Regions from separate parts of the Homo sapiens genome. Here regions 1 and 3 are each linked to region 2. Evidence: chromatin loops called from intact Hi-C (ENCODE). Cell type or tissue: dorsolateral prefrontal cortex. All regions are shown on one strand. Region 1 overlaps LOXHD1 (lipoxygenase homology PLAT domains 1). Region 2 overlaps LOXHD1 (lipoxygenase homology PLAT domains 1). Region 3 overlaps PIAS2 (protein inhibitor of activated STAT 2).

Evidence for each region. A loop is a pair of places that touch in the nucleus more often than their neighbours do. Peaks named below come from ENCODE experiments on the same cell type or tissue, not always from the same donor. Only the 100,000 strongest peaks of a DNase experiment are listed, where the experiment ranks them.
Region 1: a loop joins it to region 2, with 2.8 times the contacts of the local background. A loop is called at or near these places in 11 of 110 quality-filtered maps.
Region 3: it touches region 2 in a loop (5-fold over the local background); 2 of 110 quality-filtered maps call a loop at or near these places.

The regions. Positions count from the first base shown.
Region 1 is chr18:46,620,123-46,628,122 of GRCh38, reverse strand. The region is part of intron 4 of LOXHD1 (lipoxygenase homology PLAT domains 1); the gene reads left to right. Among named protein-coding and RNA genes, the nearest start is that of LOXHD1, 33 kb to the left of the region's middle. In dorsolateral prefrontal cortex, a CTCF peak has its summit at 4,931 (motif pointing right); DNase peaks (open chromatin) are centred at 3,812 and 4,372; H3K27ac peaks cover 1,137 bases.
Region 2 is chr18:46,552,853-46,560,852 of GRCh38, reverse strand. LOXHD1 (lipoxygenase homology PLAT domains 1) reads left to right here. Exons shown (of 41, transcript NM_001384474.1): 19 at 308-770; 20 at 1,251-1,405; 21 at 3,364-3,497. Among named protein-coding and RNA genes, the nearest start is that of LOXHD1, 100 kb to the left of the region's middle. In dorsolateral prefrontal cortex, a CTCF peak has its summit at 4,917 (motif pointing left); DNase peaks (open chromatin) are centred at 4,932 and 5,452; H3K27ac peaks cover 2,348 bases.
Region 3 is chr18:46,848,450-46,856,449 of GRCh38, reverse strand. PIAS2 (protein inhibitor of activated STAT 2) reads left to right here. Exons shown (of 14, transcript NM_004671.5): 4 at 835-885; 5 at 1,015-1,105. It also overlaps the pseudogene LOC100421737. Among named protein-coding and RNA genes, the nearest start is that of PIAS2, 65 kb to the left of the region's middle. In dorsolateral prefrontal cortex, no CTCF peak of the experiment used is centred here; no DNase peak of the experiment used is centred here.

The sequences.
Region 1 (8,000 bases), 67 kb before region 2:
CACACAGCATAACTGTAGGGCAGAGCTGCAGTCTTGGGCTTTTGGTGCCAGCTCATGCTCCTCCATCATTCCTCCTGTTAAGCACATTCATTCAGTGATTCAATGGGCATTTTGCGGGGAGCCTTCTATGCACCAGAGCCTGCGCTCAGGGTGATTACATACAGGCCCTTCTCTCTAGGAGCTTAGAGTCTAGACGGGAGAGAGTCAAGCCAGTAGATAATCACAGTGCAAAGGGATAGAATATTCTAAGTGGGGTATGGCGCCCAGGCCAATGGGAGCATAGAGGAAGAAGGAATCAGGAGGCCTTTATAGAGGAGGTGATGCTCAAACTGAGTCTTCATGGGTGAGGAGTTTTCTAGGATTTGAAATGAAATGAGGGCACTTGGGGAAATGAGCTCTGATGGCTCAGTGTCACTCACACACCTGGGAATGGATCCTCCACCTCATATTTTCACTGTGGCCTCCACCCTCCCAGAACCACCACCAGCCACATTCTCTTTCAACCCAGCAGCCAGAATGTTTGGAGAATGCATGGAATTGTGTATTTGCTTCAAACTTGGTTATTTTTATCTTTAAATAGGTGTTTAAAATAGCCTTTTTTTTTCTGTTTGTGGAAATAGCACTTTCTCCATGTTGCATTTTGTACACACGAAAATCTGAACTGATGACACAGACACTGTCTTGGCCCTGATCCAGCTGTCAGTGTCCATTCCATTGCAGCACCAATGGCTTCCTGCTGGAACCCTCCCTTTAGCCACAGGTGTTGGCCAGTGTGAGCCCAGTGAGAGTCAGAGAAAGTGTTCCCACCTGCCTGGGGCTGGGTCTCTGCTGGTGGCCCTTGTGTCTATTCTCTCTCACTGGCCATCTGGTTCTCAATCTTCCCTCCAGCCTCACAGCCACTCAGACTGGCTCAAGGCATTTGTGTGACAAAGCCAGCTTGAGGTTATAATAAATTGGCAGGAACTTTCGACTGTTTCTTCTGAAATACAGAAGACATGACCTACTCAAGTATTGACATTAGGTGACTTCAGTTTTCAATCACAGAAAAAATATGGCCATTGTAAAAATTCAAAAGTACAAATAAGCAACAGAAGAATAAGAAAATCTTCCATAATCCAATCACTCAAAGATGACAATAGCTGATTTTTATGCAGCACTTACTCAATGGCTGTCATCATTCTCAACAAACTATTAATCTTAATCTAATCTATCCATCCACCTATCTATCTAAACATCCATTTAATTTTCACAACGCTGCAAGGGAGGTTTATTGTTACCCCCATCTAATAGATGAAGGAGACTGAGGAAGGGGGAGGTGAAATCATTTGTCTATAAGGATGAAGCTAGGAGCAAACACAGAGGCTTGAACTTAAGTACTGAGTACAATTGTGTTGGAGACACCCCTGTTAACATTTTGGTGAATTTCCTTCCCATTCTTTAAATTTTTGTTTATGAACATATTAAACCCTACATATTAAAATGGTATTGCATTAAACTCAATTTTATAACCATGTTGTTTCACTTAATACTACATTATAGCCTCAAATCATCTTCTGTTATTTTATTTTATATTTATTTATTTTTTGAGATGGCATCTCACTCTGTTGCCCAGGCTGGAGTGCAGTAGCATGATGTTGGCTCACTGCAACCTCTGCCTCCCAGGTTCAGGTGATTCTCCTGCCTCAGCCTCCCAAGTAGCTGGGATTACAGGCATGTGCCACCACACCTGGCAAATTTTGTGTTTTTTATTAGAGACAGGGTTTTACCACGTTGGCTGGGCTGATTTCAAACTCCTGACTTCAAGTATAATCCCAAAGTGTTGGGATTACAGGCATGAGTCACTGTGCCTGGCCCATCTTCTGTTATTTTAAGTGGCTGCATTGTAGTCCATGAATGGGAGAATATATGTCACCCCCCAAATCTCCTATTTTGGATATCTTTAGGTTGTTCCCTATTTTTTGTCAGTATTAACAATGCTGTGATAGACATCCTTATAGGTGATCAATTAATATAACTACTCCCTTAGTATAAACTAATGCATAGGGCTTGAATAGTTGGTTCAAGGGATTTGCACAATGTTAAGGCTTTTAACATATATCACTCACCTGCCCTCCAGGAAGGCTGGGTGACATTCCAGTAGTATACAAGAAGTGCTGGTGTTCTGGCCCTCTGGGAAGATAAATACTAGCAGTCTACTAGAGTCTGGGTTGGAAAGGGAAGTAATGGAGCCAAGGTTATCGAAATGTGCAGGTGGATGGGAGGGGTCTTCCGTAGAGAGGCAGGAAAGGAAGCAAAGGAGGACGAGTGACTGCAGGGTAGGTAGAAATAGCTCTTCAGGGCTGGGCAGTGGCTGGAAAAGGAACCAGCAGGATAAGCTGAAGGAGTGGAAGCTGATCTACTCCCTCCTATGTTTCAACACCTGATAGTATCAGACTTACATTGGACAGTTCCCTAGAAAAACGTACCAGCTGTATATTTACTTGAGGGTGATGAATGGTATAGGGCAAGCTTGTTCAACCCACCACCCACAGGCTGCATGTGGCCCAGGACAGCTTTGAATGTAGCCCAACAAAAATTCATAAACTTTCTTAAAGCATAAGATTTTTTTGCAATTTTTTTTTTTTTTTAGCTCATCAGCTATCGCTAGTGTTAATGTATTTTATGTGTGGCCCAAGGGAATTCTTCTCCTTCCAGTGTGGCCCAGGGAAGCCAAAAGACTGGATGCCACTGCTGTAGAATGTTATTTCTTGATTTCTGCCCATGAGCAACTTTTAAGGACCAAGTGATGTTTTCATGTTGGTGCATAACAAGGCTTGGCTGAGGTCAAATGCACGGACTGTGTTTGAGCACGTTAGTTGCTAAAGGAACAACGCACACACCGGGAGCTGTGGAATGGGGCCGTGTGGGTTTGGCAGGTGGGAACTTTTGAGAGAACCTGAGGTTTGAACTAAAGCTGGCAGGGTGGGGGCAATGACAGCCAAGAGAGAACCTTCTTGTTCAGATGCCCTGAGTCCAAATCTAGGCTGCACCCTTTCTAATTGTGTGAACACCATCAAGCTTCTTAAGCTCCTGCTTCCATTGCCTCATTACTAAAAATGGTGACACTAGTAGCCATAGGGTCCATCATTGTGAGGATTAAACGATGTGATAGAAGTGAATGGCCCATTGCAATTTCTCGGAGGATCAGAGGCACTTATGATTTTAATAAGAAGTGTGTCTGCAAGGAGAGCAAGGTGGAGGGTATTCTAGGGAGAAAAGTTCCAGTTCTATTTGTAAGACAGTGAGAGGGAGAAAAGACAGAAGAAGAAAGGGAGAAGGGAGAAAAGAAGGAAGTTACAGGAGGAAAGCAAAGGAAGAAAGCCTGTCATCCATCGTCCCAGTGCCTTGTGTGTGGTCCCAGGAGCAGAGAGCATCTCGCAGAGGCCATGGAAGAGCTGGTACAAAGTGATGATGGGAGGGTGGGTTGGATGTACTGGAGGTGGAAGAGTCTGGAGAATGAGGAAGAGACAGTAGACGAGAGCCTGGCTGAGAGGCAATGGGTGTCCAGGCCTGACGAAGGAAGAGGAAACCTTTTGGGGGTAGCATGGGGGAAAGAACTGGAGTCTACATGACTGGGAGGGAATCCATTGGTCGGTGGCCATGAGCCAGCTTCCGGCACCGGCACATGGCATTGTCCCCCCTGCCCATCCTTGGGTTCTGCGGACCAACCCCTCCCCACATCTGTGTGGGCTTGAGTAGTGAGGGGGCCTTCCCTGGCTGGGAGAGAACATTCCCCCTCATCTCCCACCCCCAGGGCAGCCCCCGCTGAATCTCTCTCCCTTGCCGTTTTCATCTCCTCCTACGCAGCGCCTGTGATATCTCACTTCTAGCGTCTTGGCTCTCAGTGAGCGGAAGTGAGGGGTGTCAGGGTGTGAGCCATTGCAGATTCACTTGCGGGTGGGGTAAAATCAGGCCCAATCATTCTCCTTCCAACCCCCTCCTCACCCTCACCTGCTAAAATAGCTAAAGCCACATTCTATTTAAACAGGATCTGGGGATGGGCGAAAGGCAAGGAAAAGAAACTCCACCAGTTCATTCATGATTCTCTGCTTCCTAAGAAAGCCTGGACCACGTGAGCTTCCCTGAGGTTCAGATCGCACTGGGTCTTGATGAGATGGGGGCTTAGTTACGGGGCATATGCTTGACTTCTGTAGTCGGGAATGTGGCAAGCAGCCTCACCAGCTCCGCTGTGCATGCAGCACCGAATTAGGGGGCCCGGCCCCCTCATGGCTCTGCCTCTCTGCATGGCCTGGGGTGGCTCTCTGGAGATGTGTTCTGTCACTGCTGTGTGCTGACTGTTCCAGACAGAGCGCAGGGGAGGCTGTGGGGGTGGCTGGTGCACCAGGCGCAGGCAGGCAGTTCGGGCCTGCCAGTGTCTGCCTTTTCTGGAAGCCCACACAGGCAGCTTCCGGCCAGCCGGCAAGGGACGGATTTCCTGTTTAGAGGGAGCAGCCTTGTGCCCCTGCCACAGGGCCTGCAGAGGAAAAACAGGGCATGTCAGGGCATGTGCATCCACTGAGCAGGGCAAGGGGGGCACAGACAACCCTCTGTTGTGGCCTTGAGTGGGCACTCTATCTTTAGGCTGCAGCTAAGCCCACCTGCACAGGATCCCAGCTCAATTCTGGTTGGCTTTGAAAGGTACCATGTGTTTAGCTTAATCCCTGGTCTACAACCCTCATTGTATATTCTTCAGATCAATGCTTAAATTAATTTGACCTCCCTGAGCACATGCTGACCTTTAGTGGAAGGAGGTGACTATGTGAAAGGTAGGGTTGCTGGTCTCAGATGTGCAGGTCACACACTGCACAAATGCGACTATGTAAGGAGACACAATTCACATCAGAGAGCTTGTAGATTTGTGTGTTTATTATGACAGTTATCCAACAGATGGCAGTAAAATGTCTTGAGAAAGGGATTCTTTTTGCCTAATTTGCACAAAGGTTCCATATAGGCTAATGGTAGCCCTGCTAAAAGGCCAGAGAGAAATCAACTCTAGGGACAACTGAACAACAGATAATACACTAAATGGGTAAATCACAGGCCAGCTCTAGAGCTGGCTTGGGTGACGATTTCCACAATCCATCGCTAAGCCCTGTTTCTCCCAAGCTTGATCAGGAACAGGGGTGCACTCAGTGCTAGCCTCTCTTCCAACTTGACTTTCACCTGTTTCCATTTCTGCTCCTTACTCTCAATCAGGCTATGAACAAAAAGCTTAAGACTAAGATTGCAGAAGCGGTGCTGCCCTCTGTCCCTGCCTTTAGGAAACCCCAGACCACGCCGCCTCTTCTATCAGTGGACTGCCAGGCTCAGCCCAGCCACATGGCATTGTAGGGGCAGGGAAAGTTGGCCCTGCTCATTCACAATGGGCATAGGACATGCTCTACTGCAACAGAGAAAGGGGACTCCTTCCCCAATCTTCAGAGCCTTGAGATGCTTAGCTAATGGTCCAGATATGCTGCCATTATCCTGCAGCCAGCAGCTGACCACCCTGGTCCAGGCAGCTTTGCTCCCATTCCAGGCCACAGAGAGCAGATCTACCCACCACCCCCTGCCTAGAGACAGGCAGAACAGTGCCTGAGAGTTCAAGACATATCCTAACTCTCACCGGTGGCCCAATCCCAGCCTGTCACCTGTTTTTGTGTGGACCCCGAGCTAAGAATGGTTTCTATGTTTTTTAAACAGTTGAAAAGAATTTTTTTAAAAAGTAATATTTTGGGACACATAAAAATTATATGAAATTCACATGGCAATGTCCATAAATAAAGTCTTACTGTAGCATAGCCACATACCCATTTGTTTATGTAATATTGTCTATTGTTGCTTTCATGCCACAACAGCAGAGCTGAACAGTTGATGTGACAGAGACCAAATGGCCTGCAAATCCTAAAATATTTCCTATCTGGTGCTTTACAGAAAAAGTTTGCCCACCCTGGCATAGGGTCTGGGAGGCCTGGGGTATCCTGGGAAAAGCCCTGGATTCAAAGACCAGAGACCTTGCTTTGAGCCCTTCTTGCATCATTTAGCAACTACCTGTCCTGGGGCGAGCCACCTTGCCCTCTGAGCTTCAGTTTTCTTATCTGTAAATGAGAACGTCAACAGCACCTGCCCTGCCTATCACATGTGGCCATTGTGTGGATCAAATGACATCTAGAATATGCAAGTGGCTTGTTAGCTGCAAATGCCTTTGTGAATATTTAGTATTATTTGCCCTGGAAGGTGAATCCACCATGTCATTTTCAGAGATGAAAGGTGACCTTTTGGCTCACATGGGAATTATTTCTTATCATCATCTTTCTCCCTATTTCCCTGCTTCCTGCTGGCCTTTGGGCAGGGATTTTTTTTTTTAATTGGTCTTTCACCTTTCTCTCTGGTCAGTGCCCAGTTGCCAGGGCAGCAGCCCTATCTCATATGTGGGCGTTTTGTTCTCACAGATTACGAGATCCAAGTGATGAGTTCAACAAGCAAAAACCTGCTTGAGACCAGAACAGCAAGTCTGTGCTCACTGAAACTCTAGTCACAGGAAATTGGGGGGCACTTGTGTGACAGGAAGGCTTGATGCCCTGAGCTGACGTTTGCCAACAGTGACAGAATGGAGCCCTGCTTTTCCTCAGCCTTGTTCTCTCATCGGCAGATGCACCTAAGCACAGATCAGGGCCGGCATTGGGCCATGGGCCTTGTTTTGGAAAATGGCAAAGTAGATAGTCTGGGGTTCTGCTTGAAGAGGGAATATGAAATAAAGGAGGTAAAAGAGTAATGTAATAAATGTCAGCATCCATGTATGGGGACTTCTAAAAAATGGTTTCGTGAGGTGTATCTGTCCATCCCTGCTGCAGCTCTTGTCTCCTTCTCAATGTGATTGGCAGTCACCTGTCACACAGGGATCCTATTCTCCACCCAGCCAACTGCATAGGGACTCAGGGCCCCATCTGCCATAGAAAGTTCTGCAGAGGCTAGAAGACAGTCTGCTTGTTCTAGAATCAGCTTCCTCCTGACCTCTGTCCACCTGACTTCCTGATCTCTTGGCTTGGGTCCCTTGTCCACCTCAGCTGGAAAGGCCTAGAAGCTCCTTTCCACCAGCCCTGGTCTCCTGATCTCTGACAGTTGGCCTGTCTCCCCAAATTGCCTCACTTTGGGCTCGTGGTCTGCTTCTCCAGACTTTGCCAGAGCATGGATGCTGTGTGTTCCCAAAGTCCCGTGTGCGTTCGTGCTGCCCAGGCCTCACTTTTCCTCATTCAGGGTGCTTCCCCTTCCTTCTGAGATGTCTCCTTGATCTCCTGGCTTCCCTCCAGAGTCTGTCCTTCTTGGTCAAGTGTCAAGGAATTGCAGATTAAAAAGGACCTTTAGCGTTTCCACATCCTCTCACCTATGGCACTTTCTGTGCAGCATCCCTGGCAGGTGGCTCTCCACCAATGTGCTTGGCACATGCTAACTGTCAGGTGTCTCTAGGGATGGGAAACTCCCTCCCCAACCCAAGGGCATCCATTCCTTTGTTGAATAGCCTTAGATACTACAAAATCTTTCCTTTGGTGAGTGAAAATCTGCTTTATAACTCAACTCGCTAATTAGAATTCTGCCTTCTGGAATGATTCAGAATATTGGCGACTCCTTCAACAAATGCTTCCCAGCCCCTCTCATCCTTTCTCCTGCTTCACTGTGTGCAGTTTCCCCTGGAGCCCTGCTGCCCCTTCCAATGGACTGATGCAACCTTCAGAACATTCCCCGGCCACCACCCTCCCTGGCTTCACCAGACAAGGGGCCCTAGGCATCTTGCCACCCTGAAGAGGGGTCTTGCCTCTGTGAAGTGAGCCCTGGACTGGAGTTGGGAAGGGTTGTGAGCCAAAATGAATGTTCTCAGAGGCACTGCCAGCCAGGGAGGAGAGAATCAAGGCTGGGGGGCGGCCTCTGGAATATGGAAGATGGTAAAAGCAGAATTAGCTAGCCACGGCTGAGGCCTCCCTGGT
Region 2 (8,000 bases):
TGCGTGTGTGTGTGTATACGTGCAGGCATATGTGTTTAAGAGAGAAGAGGGAGACCAGCTTGCCCACACAGAAGTTGGAAGAAATAAACTTTGTTGGAGGATGGGGCCAGGTAATCCCAGGGGACCCAGGACAGGTGTGGCCGGAGAGAGGGAGGTGGTGGAAGGATCTGAGCACAGAGGCCCCAGCCCTCTCCATCCTGCAGCTTAGCAAACAGGCCTTGTGCCTGGCTCTTTGTTGGGCGGGGGTGTTGGGGGCGTTGGGGAGGACGCTGGGGCCACGACAGCCGCTGCCCTGCCCTTTGAACAGCTTGAGGCGGCCGACGTGGGCGAGGTCTATAAGCTCCGGCTCGGGCACACGGGCGAGGGCTTTGGGCCCAGCTGGTTCGTGGACACCGTGTGGCTGCGGCACCTGGTGGTGCGGGAGGTGGACCTCACGCCGGAGGAGGAGGCCCGGAAGAAGAAGGAGAAGGACAAGCTGCGGCAGCTGCTCAAGAAGGAGCGGCTGAAGGCCAAGCTGCAGAGGAAGAAGAAGAAGAGGAAGGGCAGCGACGAAGAGGACGAGGGGGAGGAAGAGGAGTCGTCCTCATCAGAGGAGTCCTCGTCAGAGGAGGAGGAGATGGAAGAAGAGGAGGAAGAGGAGGAGTTTGGGCCGGGGATGCAGGAGGTGATTGAGCAGCACAAGTTCGAAGCCCACCGCTGGCTGGCCCGGGGCAAGGAGGACAACGAACTTGTCGTGGAGTTGGTGCCAGCTGGCAAGCCGGGTCCTGAGCGTAAGTGGGTCGTGGGGGGTGGGGGTGGGGAGGGAGTGGCCAGACAGTTCCCCTAAAGGGGGCCCACTGGGGGCAGGGGGCCTAGATCCCCCTCACGTGGAGGCCAAATAGGTGGGCACCCATCATGGTTCCCAAATAGCTCTCTTGACCTGTGTGTGAAATGCCACCATTGACACTGCTGTTTGGGGATAAGCATGGCGCTTGTTCTGAGGTTCTCAGGAAGAATTGATGACTTTGGGAGGAGCCCTGATATGACTCAATACAACTGACTGAGGGGTCATGAGGTAGGAGGGCTGCCTGCTGGCTTCATGGTAAAGGAGTCTTGGGTTGGGAGTGTGGGCAGTTTCAGTCCCAGGTTAGTGTAGATGCATCTGAAGATCCCTCTGTTCTAGGATCTGGCTGGATCTGAGAGGCTGTGCCTCAGGTCCAAACACCCCATGGCCATGAGGCCCTCCACACTGCATCTTTCTGTGTCTACAGGAAACACCTATGAGGTTCAGGTGGTCACGGGGAATGTGCCCAAGGCCGGCACTGATGCTAACGTCTACCTAACCATCTACGGCGAGGAGTATGGAGACACGGGCGAACGACCCCTGAAGAAGTCAGACAAGTCCAACAAATTTGAGCAGGGGCAGGTAGGGTGAGGGTCTCTGGCCCCTGGGTGGGGGCTGTGGGTTTGGTGCCCTCTGAGATTCCCATGGCAGCCCATCGCAGCACAATGGCTGCTGTGTTTGGCAGTGTGACTTGTTCATCCCACCAGGTTTCATGGCAGTACCTCTTCAGTAACACTGATACTTTGTGGAGGGGTTATGAGAGAATTGCAGGCAGGGCCCCAGCACCTAGAGCCCATGGGCCAGCTGACCCACAGGAACAAACAGAGAATGGCGTTGAGTGGCAGATGCTGAGGCACTTGGTAGGGATGCGGGGGTTCAAGAGGAAGTCCTCGCCGCAAGATGGTGTCTTGGGGGAAAACTAGGGGGAGGGAGCAACTTAAACTGGGCCTTGGCAGGTGAGTATGGTGTAGACATATAAAGGCAACAGTGGAAGATGTTCTCAGAAGATGGAACCACATGAGCAAAGATATGGAGGTGGAAATGGGGGAGGCCAGTTTAGGACAGTGTGTCTTCCAGCTGAGCTGTGGTCGGTGCTAAGCCCCAGTGGATAAGCTTGGATAAGAACAATTTAGGGTGTGGGGTGGGTGGGGTCATGAGAGGCTTAAGAGACAAGCTGAGAAGCCAGAACTGTATCCTAATGCAGTGGGAATCCATGAAAAGAAATACACATACCTTACTCTTCCAGGTGTAGTGGGAAAGTCATGAAAAATAAAGCCGTCATCTTTGCCCTTCAAGATTTTATAATATCCCCTGGCTAGAAAACTATCTCTTATCTCACCCTTCCCATTCCTGCCTCTACCCGAAAGCCAAATTCTCTCATTAACACAGATTTTTTAAAAATGAACTAAATTAATTAACATATTTCTGGGCTCATTTCTTGATTTATTTCAGGGGCCCCCTGCTTTTTCTTTAAAGAATCTTCCCCTTGACTTGAGGATGTAGTTTATTTCTGCGTTTCAGTGTTCTCCTTTAAAAATTATAGCCACATATTTCTGGATTAGGAAAAAATTTCTATAGAGGACTACATAACTTGTGCAACTGGTAAAATTTGAACATGGACTGTATATTATATAATAGCATTATGTTGATGTTAAGTTTTCTGAATTGGATCATTCTAGTGTGATTATATGAGAATATCCTTGTTCTTGGGAAATCCATGTTGAAGAATTTAGGGATGAAGAATCATGGTATCTGCCACTTACTTTCAAATGATTTAGAAAAACATACAGCAAGAGAGAGAGTGCAAGAGAGATGACAGAGTGAGAAAGCAAATGTTACAAATAAGTGCAGAATCTAAATGAAGGCATATGAACTTTCATCATACTATTTCTGAAAGTTTTCTGTAGATTTAAAATCTTTTTCAAAATTAAGAGTCAAAAAAGTTATATCCAAGAAGGCCCCATTTACTTATAGGTTCCTGGTGTGGTCTGCTTCCTCCCGTGCATGGAGCAGTGTGTGCATTCACATGGTGTGATCCATATGGCCCTCTTCACACCTAAATGGTGGGCAAATCCGTCTTCAGTTTCTGACAGTCACTTTGGATTTGCACAGCACCAGCTCATAGCAGGTACTTAATACAAATATGTGATTGAAGCAGATTATGCACACACCTGCACACATTGCAGAGGGTTTCAGTGCACCCCCCTCTCTTGCACACAAAACACCCACCACAGATGTGGGCATCCAGCAAACCTATCTTCTCTTCTGCCTCTCAAGGTCACCTTCACTCTTCCTCTCCTCCTTCCACCTTCCTGGACATGAGAGTGAGAAGATCTCCTGGCAGGGACAAGTTAGGGAAACAATTGTGCAGACCAAACACCAGACTACTAAGTGACATTCTCCATCATCCCCACTCCTGGTTGCTTTGGGTCTCACCATTGGCCTCTGGCTGGCTGCCCTGGTTCTTGGGAGGATGGGGCTGATGGCCATGTGGGGAGGGGTAGGTCTTACCCCACTGAGTGTTCCCTGGCCCTTCCCAGACAGACACCTTCACCATCTATGCCATTGACCTGGGGGCCCTGACCAAGATTCGGATTCGCCACGACAACACAGGCAACAGAGCAGGCTGGTTCCTGGACAGAATAGACATTACTGACATGAACAACGAGATCACGTGAGTGTGGGGGCAGTGGGCAGGGAGGGGTGTTGCTCTGAGGGAGGCCATGTCTGCCACAGAGGTAGTCCTGGAAGAAGACTGGGGGTGGGCCGGCTGTGACGGTGGAGGGTGAGGGTGGGCTGGGTGACACCTAAGGGTGAGGTGTACTGGCCGTGACATCCAAAAGTAAGGGTGGACTGGGGTGCACTGAGAATGAGGGTGGGCGGGTATGAGGGTAAGGGCGGGCTGGGGGTGATGTCTGAGGCTGAGGGTGAGCTGGGTTATGTCTGAGGGTGCAGGTGGGCTGGGTGTGACATTGGAGGGTGAGGGTGGACTGGCTGTGACGTCGAAAAGTAAGGGTGGACTGGGTGACATCTGAAAATGAGAGTGGGTGAGTATGAGGGTGAGGGTGGGCTGGTGGTGATGTCTGAGGCTGAGGGTGAGCTGGATGACATTGGAGGGTGAGGGTGGGCTGGCTGTGACACTGGAAGGTCAGAGTGGCTGTGACGTCACAGGGTGAGGGTGGACTGGGTGACATCTGAGAATGAGGGTGGGTGTGTGTGAGGGTGAGGGTGGGCTGGCTGTGATGTCTGAGACTGAGGGTGGGCTGGGTGACGTTGGAGGATGAGAGTGGGCTGGCTGTGACACTGGAGGATGAGGGCGAGCTGGCTGTGACATCCGAGGGTGAGGGTGGACTGGATGACATCTGAGAATGAGGGTGGGCAGGTATGAGGATGAGGGTGGGCTGGTTGTGATGTCTGAGGCTGAGAGTGGGCTGCGTGACATCTGAGGGTGAGGGTGGGCTGGCTGTGTTGCCTGTCATGGCCACCAGAGCAGGTTTGCCCACGTTGCAGGCTGGATGGGCATTGCCTCTCTCCCTCTTCTCTCATTGGCAGCCCCTAGTGTCACCTGCCCTGTGAGATGACAGTCCAATAGATCCCCCAGACCAGCAACTCTTGAGGTCCATCTGTTTAGAGAGACAGGATTTCCAATCCCTGTCAGACCTTCCTTGGTCCAGTTTCCATGCCTAGGCATAGCTCACCCATAAGCCTCTCAACGTATAAAGCAACTTCTAGTACATTCTTTTAATATTCTATACCAGGGATCAGCAAACATTTTGTGTAAAGACCAGATAGTAAATATTTTAGGTTTTGCAAGCATTTGGTCTCTGGAACAACAGCTTTGCTGGTGTAACACAAAAGCAGTCATAGATGATGCCTAAATGATTGGGCATGGCTGTGTCATTTTGACATGTGAAAATTATATGAATTTCAAATTTCAGTGTTGGACACTGAAATTTGAAATTCATATAATTTTCACATGTCAAAAAATATTATCCTTCCTTAGATTTTTCCTCCAGCCATTTAAAAATGTGAATCCATGCATAGCTTATGGATGTCCGCAAGCAGGGTAGGCCCGATTGGGCCTGAAGGCCGTAATTTGCTGACCCCTGGTGGAGGCTCACAGCTGCCACATGAGTTGGGCTGGGAAGAGAGTGTTATGTCTTCCCATAGGTCCACACCCCAGGGAGGTGAAGCCACAGCCCCATAATCAGTCAGTGCCACAGCTAGGACCAGAACTCCAGACTGTCTATGTTGAATTGAACGTGTTTTCATTAGGCCTCATTGCCCCTTGGGTGTAAGGGGCCCAAGGGCAAGAGAAAGGAGAGAAGTCCCCTTGTATGAGTGGAGTGGGACAGAGAAGAAAGCATGAGTGATCCTGAGTGGGCTTTGGGGCTGCTGAGGGCCTGCCAGTGCCTAGAATGTAATGGGCACCCTATCAACAAATATTTGTTGAATTAAATCAACTTTCCAGCCCATAGACTTGTTGGGCTCCCCTCTGTGCAGGGCAGGAGGTGACAGGGTTCTCCCATCTCCCACCCCACCCTCCCCTACCAGCCCGAGGGAACACTGAACCACAGCTCACAGACAGCCCATTGTCATGGTTTTCTGTGAGGTCATTGTGAAACCACATAAAGACCGTAGGACAGCCCCATGGCTGGGAACCAGGGTCCTGACCTGGAGTCTGACCTCTGCCAGAAACTCATCAGGTCACCCTGGACAAGTCATGCCATCTTTATGGGCTTTTGTTTCCTCTTCTGATAAATGGGCTTAATGTTGCCAGCCTAACTTCTTAAGATGTTCTGAAAATCCAAGGCATTTAAGCTTGGAAAGGAAAAAGTGCCACAGAACCATGAGGCTGGGGACAAACTGTGAACATCCCCAGCTTCCCCTTGCAGCTCCATCAGGGTTAGTAATTCTCTGCCACTGATTTGGCATTTCTCGGCTAGCCCAACAATTTAAACATTATTATAGCTTTACAATCTATAGTAATGCCTGTCAGTACTTGTCCCCCTTCATTATTCTTTAAAAATATTAGCTATTCTTGCCTTTTTCAAATCAAGACATTAAGTGACTTGAAAAAAAAATCCTCTTGGAATTTTGATTGTTATGCCATTAAGTGTATGTGTAGAGAATTGCATATTTAGAATAAGTGCTACCCTCCGGTACACTTTTCCATTTATCCAGCTGTTTATGTACCTCAGTAATGCTTTACAATTTCCTACACATAACTGCTACACATTCTTGTTAAGTTTATGCCCAGGTATATTATATTTTATTGCTCTTGTGAATAGAGTCTTCTCATTACTCTTCTTTTCCCCCCTCCCTTTCTCTTCTTTCTTCCTCCCTCCACTCTCCCCTTCCCTCATCTCCTCTTCCCTCCCCATCTCTTTCTGTTGGCATGGCTAGTTGACAGTCCTTTGCTTCCTTTGCTATTGAAGTAGCAGTCTGCCAGGGCTCTGTGATGAGCTGGCCTTAACAATCTTCAAGCCAAGAGCAACTCTATGCAAAGCCTACTGTGGGAGCTAGACAAAAAATTATAGAAGTTCAGAAGAAACCGAATCAGAATAGTGAATCTCCCCTTTCTTGGAGAGATACCACCTTTTCTGTCAATACCTAGGGCCTTCCCTAGGCTCTCCATGACCTTTATGAGCTCTGAAATAAGGCCTTTGCAGCCAAAAGGATTTGAGAACACTGACATCTCCCTCACTGTTGACATGTCCAGTCAACATCCTCCATGACTAGACCTCTTGGATGCCTCTCTGCCACTCATGCCCTGTCCCCAGCCCATTGGCAGAACCTGTTGGGCCTTCCATCAGAAGAGCATGAGTCTGACCTCATCCCTTCTATCTTCACCATCCCCACCCCCTGATCGAAGCTTCCTGACCTGATCCATGCTTGCCCAAGGCCCTCCTATTGCCTACAGCAGCCCAGTGACCAGGATCACACCACTCCTCTGCTCCAAATCCTGCAGAAGCTCCTGGTCACTCAGAGTCAAAGCCAAAGCATGTTTGGTGGTCAGCTCAGCCCGCAGGTCTGCTCTATGCCCCTCATCTCTCTATTCTGATTCCCCCTTGCTCACTCCTTGCTGTTCCTTGAACCCAACAGACATGGTCCCACCTCAAGGCCTTTGCATTTGCTGTCCACGCTCCCTAGCAGTCCTTCCCCCAGTGGCTCCCTGTCATGCTTTCTTCAGGCAGGCCTCTGCTCAAATGTCACCTTCTCAGTGAGGCCTAGCGTACCCTCTTCCCCTCATTTCTCTTGTCTGTTTATTTTTCTCTATATCAGCTTATCATCTGACCTACAAAAAGCTTGTGTATTTAGGTGCTGCTCATCTCCCCACAATAGAATGTAAGTTCCATGTCGTTAATGGCCTCATCTGTTTCATTTACTGCTGTGTCCACCCCAGCACGTAGAAGAATGTCTGGCACACTACAGGCATACCATAAATACTTATTAAATACACTAATGAGTAAAAATGATGGTTAATATGTTGATTTATTCATTAATTTGACAAACACATGCTGTGCTAAGTGCTGGGGGTTAACTAGCTGCTCAGTTATGACTCTGTTTTTGAAGAAAGGAACCCTGATGGTCTAGGAGGCTGATGATTTAGGTTTAAGTACTTTCTCTTCCACTGTTATGTGGCCTTGGGAAAGGCACTTTACTCCTCTGAGCCTCAGGCCTTCCATCTGTACAACGGGCATAATAAACCTCACCCAGGAAATCATCATGAGGACTAGATGAGAAAATGTGTTTAGGCGCCCAGCACCCTTCCTGATCCCAGTGCAACACAGCAGTAGTTCTTTCCCCTTGGCAATGAGAGTCCAATTAGTTAACATGGAAAAGTGGCTTGACAGCTGGGAAAGGCTGCAGGAATGCGTGGGATTATTCTTAAGGAGCTAACACTGTTACCAAGTGAAGGAGATAAAACACAGGTGACTACAAGGCACAGTGACAGTGGTGGTTGTCTCAGGGTTGACCTCAGAGGAGGGAGTCATGGGTGGGGACATCTTTGGGGCCAGATGGCATCTGAGATGGGCCTTCATGAGCAGCAGCCTTGTTTGGTGCTTGGGAAAAAGAACATTAGAAATGGTTGAAAAAATGTGATGCAGGTGGCACAGAATTGGGCAATTGAGGGGCACACACAGAAAGGAATGAGTAATTCTATTTGGTGCAT
Region 3 (8,000 bases), 300 kb before region 2:
TATGGAGATGCTGAGACTCTAGGCACTAATTCTTTATCCTGGGTCTATATTAGAATCCCCCTAGTAGCTATAAAAACTAATGCTTAGGCTGTACTTGAGATCAATAAGAATATCCAGTGAATAGGTCTTTATAGTAAAAGAAAAGTCTTTGGCCAGGTGCAGTGTCTCATGCCTGTAATGAGACACTTTGGGAGGCCAAGGCGGACGGATCACGAGGTCAGGAGATCAAGACCATCCTGGCTAACACGGTGAAACCCTATCTCTGATAAAAATAAAATTAGCCGGGCGTGGTGGCGGGCGCCTGTAGTCCCAGCTACTCGGGAGGCTGAGGCAGGAGAATGGCGTGAACCCGGGAGGCGGAGCTTGCAGTGAGCCAAGATCGCGCCACTGCACTCCAGCCTGGGCGACAGGGCAAGACTCTGTCTCAAAAAAAAAAAAAAAAAAAAAAAAAACAAAAGAAAAAGAAAAAAGTCTTCAAGTGATTAGAATGCTCTAAGCAAATAGATTTGCTGATTAAAACTCTTTCCGAACTTAGGCTGCTTCCTTGCATGTTACCAAGTTTGATGTCTATTGAAATAAATTTTGCATCATCAAAGTTCCTGTGCATTGAAGGTACCTTAAAATTGCCATAAAGACGTGGCTAGAAGTTAAGCAAGTCAGGTTTATCATCATTACAGTGATTTCATTAAGGCTTATATTATTGGTAGTATATTGATCACCTTTCAGGGAATAAGAAAAATACAAATAATGCTTTTCCTTTTTTTCCTCCTGGGGAGACTGTTCTGAGAATTCTCATTGTACTTTTTTAACCCATTTTCTTTCTCTTTCCAACAGGGATTTTTTGCCAGGTGGTAGGAGAGATTATACAGTCCAAGTTCAGTTGAGGTGAGTTTGAAATTTTCTGTTACCTTAGTTTTATACTTGCTTACTATGTGCATGTAGTTCTGAATTTTAAAACATATAAGAATGTTTGAGCACACTATTTAAGAATACTTTTTTCTTTTATTAATGCAGACTTTGCCTGGCAGAGACAAGTTGCCCTCAAGAAGATAACTATCCAAATAGTCTATGTATAAAAGTAAATGGGAAGCTATTTCCTTTGCCTGTAAGTTGCTTTTTATTCACCAGATTTGCATATAAGTTTAATATAAACACTGACAAGGCCTAGAAACAGTGCAACAGTGACAGCTGAATACCAGTGAACAGTTTTAGCATCCAGATTAAATACTATTTTCCACTAGGGTAACCCATGGCTTCTTGGATAAATAATAAATGGCTTATTTCAGGTCTGAAGGAGATGGAAAACATAAGCCTGGAATTTTTTTTTTTTTTTTTTTTTTTTTTTTAAAGAGACAAGGTCCTACTGTGTTCCCCAGGCTTGATTTGAATTTATAGGCTCAAGCAATCCTCCTACCTCAGCCTCCTGAGTAGTGGGGAATACAGTTGTGCACCACTGTACCTGGCTAGAGCCTGGAGCATCTTACTTAAGAAATCAAGGATGCTGTGAAACACTCTTGGGATCATATCAAACAGCATAGTTGAAGGGGAGGACTTGGGCACTTTCATGTATAGGACAGCATGTGTGGGATGTCTGCATTAGCTGGGCCTGGCCTGTGGATGGCATGGGGAAAAGCAGAGGCTGCTGAGAGTGGCTAACTACAGAGATCAAAAATTCCCAGCTTGGGCCTTGATGATGCATTCACTTGTGGTGGGTGGGTGCAATAATAGTTGGTTGACAACACATTTAAGCAGTGAGAGAGTATATGGGCTTCAGCACCTAGGATGTATACAATGTAAATGCATGCAGCCTGTCTCTGGCCTAATAGATGGCTTTTGACTCTTCAAATCCTGATAGTCAAGTCTTAATAAAATAAAATAATAAATGTAGAACTGGACTATGTATTGGTTTCCATTTTGGATACATTACTAAATTGGTACCATTCTGTAAGAAGGCCAGCAAAGCCATAATCAAAAAAATAGTACAACATGGCACGTTTGTCAAGCACTACAAAGTTGGAGGTGTATTTACTGTAACTGAATCACTAAGAGAGCAGTGACTCCCTGACTAGGCCCAGTTGTCATTTCACCAGAGCTGACACTCTTCGCAACTATTGAGGAAATGGGGAAGCTGTGTAATATCCCTGCTGAACACGAGACTGGGCTCTGGACTAATATATGAGCAGTACTCACGAGTAGCCAAGCAAGTCAGACAATATGATCTAGGACTCTGGGCTCTCCAGAGCCAAGTGCTAAGAATTGGGCCCCAAAGTGAAGAAATTCCATGACTGAGACTGACCCTGGTCTTGTGGACAGAGGGATCTGACTTCTCTTGGTTGTCAGGAGTCTCATTTGTCGCATACACAGCCTGTGGACTTAGAGACCTGAGAAATACTTGTTTTGTGAACCTTTAAAGGGCTTGAGCAACACTGCATCACTGACGTGACTCTTTTTGAAAGATGCATCTGAGACTGAAATCCATTGAGACAGTCCTGGGAGTGAAGGGGAATTGCAGAGGCTGAGTAGGTATGGTCAGGGGGGATTGCTTACATGGCCCATACATGTTTCCCCGGGTGGGACATTTAGTTTGTCAGGTTTCCGGCTACTAGCAACAAGATTCTCAGGAGCTATCCTTTTTTTCCCACTCCCCTCCCATCCCCACCCAAGATAGAGTCTTGCTGTGTCACCCAGGCTGGAGTGCAGTGGTGTGATCTCGGCTCACTGCAACCTCTGCCTCCTGGGTTCAGGCAGTTCTCCAGCCTCAGCCTTCTGAGTAGCTGGGATTACAGGTGCCTGCCACCACACCTGGCTGGTTTTTGTAATTTTAGTAGGGACAGGGTTTCACCATGTGGGCAGGCTGGTCTCGAACTCCTGACCTCGTGATCCACCTGCCTTGGCCTCCCAAAGTGCTGGGATTACAGGCGTGAGCCACCACGCCTGGCCTATCTTTTATTTGGCTAGTTTGCACAAAGATCTGAACCAAGGGAAGAAGCAGCCCTACTTGGAGCTGAAAGATACCAATGGGTAACTGCATGTGTGACAAAGAAAGCCTGGCAAAACAGATTAATACACAACCCTGTGCACCTGTCCCATGGCCTTTTCATAACCATTTTTCTTTGCCCTAGATGTGCTAAGATTTCATTTTTTCCTTTTTTTTTTTATTTAAAAAAAAAAAAAGGCTCTCAGGTCTGTTGCCCAGGCTGGAGTGCATTAGTGTAGTCTCGGCTCACTCTGCAGTCTTAGCCTCCTAGAGGCTCAAGCGATTCTCCCATCTCACTCTCCTTAGTAGCTGGGACTACAGGCATGCACCGCTATGGCTGGCTCATTTTTGTATTTTTTGTAGAGACAGGGCTTCGCCGTGTTGCCCAGGCTGGTCTTGAACTCCTGGGCTCAAGTGATCCACCTATGTTGGCCTCCCAAGGTGTTGGGATTACAGGTGTGAGCCACTGCGTCTGGCTGCTAAGATTTCTTTGACCTTTGACTCTCATTGCTATTTGCCCCTCCCATTATCTGTGATGAAAGATAAGACTATGGAGGGCTTCTTGGTGTCTGTGGACTCACCTTGAAGGCTTATCCTGTATCATCGTGTGACTGTGCCAGTGATGGGAGCTGCATCTGAAATGTGTGAGGTTGTGCCTAAACTCTGTGGCATTGCTATGGAAAATATGGTGGCTACAGATGTGTAAACATAGACGTTACCAGAATTTCCAAATGGACCAGTCAGTGTCACATTTTGGGATGATACCTTCCTGTAGGAGGTCTACAGTACCACTGAGGATGGCTTGGAGTTTGTTACTCTTCCAGTTCTTTTGAGGGAGAAGAATTTAGGCAGTTGAGTACTTCCTCTGGGGCATTGTTACTTAGTTACTGCTGATTTCTGTCCCAAAGCACCCACTAACCCCTGATTACTTGTATTAGACTATTTGTGAACATATTGACTACTACATAAAGCAGCCTTTGTCTGATGAGTCTGGCATCCCTGGAGCCAGGGGCCTGCAGCAGCTCCATGGGCAGTTGTGAAGGAGGAGAAGAAATAGAGCATTGAGAGAAAGGCAAAGACATATTTTCAAAAATAGAAGGCAATGGGGAGGATTTGCCTGACCCTTATAGGGCCATCCCAAAGAAAATCAAATGCCTGCCTTTCCCAAAGAGTCTTTTTACCCTAGCTCCGTAAAGTCCTATAGAACAGCTGACAGAAATTCACATGCGCATCTGATGGAAAACATCTTAAACCACCACTTGATCCACAGTTGCTATTGATTGGGATAATGAAATGTGGAGTCTTTTTAAATATAAAACAAGATTCTGCAGTTTTTAAGAATTACGTGAGTATGCTGCAGCCTCAGAAGAAGAAAGCTGCTGTGGCCCTATAGGAGTTATAGTGAGCTCTTGCCACCATGGAGAGCCTCAGGGACTTTGTTCCAGTTTTAAGAAGCATCAACAAGCCACAAAAGAAATTTGATAGGTGGTCCTTGCCCGTGATCCTGGTGTATTGAACCATGAATCCTGGAGGGAAAAGCTTGACACAGTCATGAATTGCCCATTAGAGCTCTGAATATGGTGGCATTTGTCTGTGTCCTGGAAGAAGTCCTTATGTGTATGATCTTACTGTAATACCCAGTCTTTATGGACCCATGGCAGTTGACCACTATACTTCATGTACAAAGTAAACATAGGAATGGGAAATGGTATTACTTTGAAAATGGCAACGTGTCCCTAGACTGTTAAGGATCAAATAGTGATGCAAGCAGCATATGTGCTTTTTAACCTACATCAAGATGCTGAGTTTTACAAAACACCTTCATGCATTCATTTTCCAGGTTCCCTTGGTGCAAGGAAGACAGCAGCTCATAGTAGGGCTTGTGGGATGGTGACATGCAGTGTGGACAGACAAGAACCTGCTGCAGAGACCATCTCCCATCTTTGACTCCAAGGGCTGCCAGTGTACAGACTGACAGCCAGATGAGAACATTCCATGTTTTTAATGGGCAGAAGAAAGAAAAAGGCCCTCTTTGTTTAGGGAGTTATTTTAAGAAGCTGGATTATTTTTCTTCTAAACAATTTGTGAGAAATATCTATAAATCTTGTGTAGCTCTAAGGTTGAAGAAAGGAAGAAGGGTTGACAAGAATATTTCTTTTAAAGATCCCAAAGAGTAGAGAGGATATGTGCTGTAATTCAGCTGGCAGCAATCTCCAAGTAGTTCCTTTGGTGCAGCCAGAAGACTTAGCAGTACTGGCCCCCTTCTCCTTATAAATTGTATTTCTGAGTTCATGGATTTATGTTCCCTGATGTTGTGTGTTAGTTACCCTGATGGCCTGTCTCATAGTAAATCAGGACTGACATAAACTCAACATTTCTTCTTTTAAAACACATAATTGTGTGCACACTCACCCCAATTTGAAGAGGCACCTCCTTACCTGAGAAGGGATAATTTTGACATCTGAAAGAATAATGATTATAGTAGACTCAAAACTATCAAATATGTAAGTGTGCTTATAATAATTATACTAAAGCCACTGGAGGTTGCACTAACTCACTGCTGCTCCGAAGATTGATGAAGGAAGAGAATCATTTATTTCAAGGTGACCAGCTGTTGATGTGGTCAAGCTCTTTATGGAAACATTTCGGCTAATACAATCAAAAGGGTAATAGAATTAGAAAATCATTATTCCACAATTCATAATCATATAATGGGTCTAGGTAGCTATCATCAATGGATGCCGAAGCTTGACGGGGAACTTCATGGTAGAGGAATCAGGCTGACATCCCCTGAACTCCTGATCAATCTTGACACCACTGAAAACAGGGCAAACCACCTTCTGTGCCTTATGATGTAGCACCATATGAAGTATGCAACATTTTCTGTGAAGTTTTTTGTTTCTAAAATTTTTACCCCAAGTTTAATCAAGCTTATACAACTAATGACTGGCTTTAAAAATATATGGGAGGTAGAGCAACAAACCTTATACTTCGAGGAAGCAATATACCTAATCTAGAATGCGAAGTCATTCTTCAGGTCAAAAGTCCTGGTTTCTCCAGTAGAACAACAGCATTGGGGAAAAAGTGTGTGTGTTTGGAGATGGCAGGGGTTATGTTTATAGAATAAAGGAGACTTCAGAGACCTAACTAAGTGCGGTGTGGGGCTCTAGTTTTGAATTCTGATTCAAGCTGTAAAAGGACATCTATACTAAACTACATCTGGAGAAAATAGAAAATGTATCTGAGATTTGCTTTAAAATAATCTAGAGTGGGAGTTGGGTAGAGTAGGTAAAGATTGTTCATGGGTAAGTACATTACTGAACTGGTAGATATATACATATTATACTTTTTTCTCTATTTTTGTATATGTTTAAAATTTTCAACAATAAAAGGATAACAGGAAAAGAAATTTTGAGGCACCTGGGAGATCTGAATCGAAAGACAAGGTGTTAGGTGATTTTTTAAAATTGTGATTATTTTTGTGGGGTTGTAATGCTGTGGGTTTTTAAAGTCTTATTAGAGATGCATGTTAAATATCTGGGTTAAATGGCATGTCTAGAATTTGAGTTTAAATAAGGACAAAAAGAAATGTGTATTTTTGTGGTGTGTGTGTTTTAGGGCAGACTGGCTTTGGGGCCAAAAGCATTTGAAACAAGAATGGCAACATGTTGATAATTATTGAACCTGGTTGGTGGGTCCCTGCTATTTGTTCCTTTCTTGTGTATGTTTGAAATTTCCGTAATTTAAAGTTAAAAAGTAAATCTTTGTTAGAAGTATTCAAGTAGTAGTGGTAATTAGAAAATTTGGAGGAAAATGTTAAAGTACAATAATTGTGGACAACTTTTGTCACAGTTGCAAGTAGGGTAGGGTGTCATCAGAGCATGAAACATAAAAAATTCTTTGAGTGTGTCACAGTACTACCACAAAGTGTTCCGCTGGTGCTGTCCAGTGGCCTTTGCTTAGAAAGCTCGCATATTTGCCCCACTGGTTCCCTGTCACATGAACTTGACTTTATTTTTGCTTTAAATATGGAAAATTGTTAGAAATATGTGTGAAGGCTAAACTTTATATTTTATAAAATTCCAACTATTAATATATTATCAATAACCAGGAAATTGATGGTTGGGTAGGGGTGGTGCTGATGGTTACAGGTAGAATACAAGTTATCAGATAACTCAGAATTACCAGTAAAGTCACACTACTCAAATGGGATACAGAATAGATTGAAAACACTTTATGCTGAGTGAGACTAAAATGATTCTGAGTTTGCTGACACTTCATTCTTACATGAGTGTTACTCTCCCTGCTTCTGTTGCCCTTTTCTACTGTGTCAGACAGTGTTATGTCTTAAATTCTAATTTCCAGAGTGCACATTTTAGTTCATGAGTTATTTCTATCCTTCTGACAGACCCTGTAACATTATTTTTATTTGGTTAACCTACCAGTGGACATACCAGCAGACAGAATTATCTTCCAGGCCCAAAACAGGCAAAACAAAAGTTTTGTTCAAAATTACCTAGATACTGGTGTTGATACTCCTTGTGCTTGATGCTCATTGAATCAGCTCCTTGAGTCTTTATGAGAGGACTTTTCTTAGGAGTTGTTTTTTTTTTTCTGAGCAACTTTTTTTTTTTTTCACTTGAGCAACTTAAGATGGGCATAACCTTCCTACTCTCTCTCTCTCACACACACACACACACACACACTGTCTCTCTCTTTCATTTCCATATTATAATGCAAGTTATTGAAGTTCTTCTCTTTGTCTTTTATTCCCCTGCTCAAACGTTTTTAATGATTTTCAGAATTTTGTTGCAAGTTATAGATTACACATTATCATGTGGACTACCATTTAATAATTACTGTCTTGCCTCTTATGAGACAGTGAAGGGTGTTCCCAAGTTGTGGTAGACAGGGTGTGTTCCTCTTTGCTTGTGATACTACCAGTACTAGTTTTCATTGGTCCTAAGGTGCATATTTTAGCATTGCCGAAATCCAGAAGTGTCTTAAAATTGCTGGTGACCAG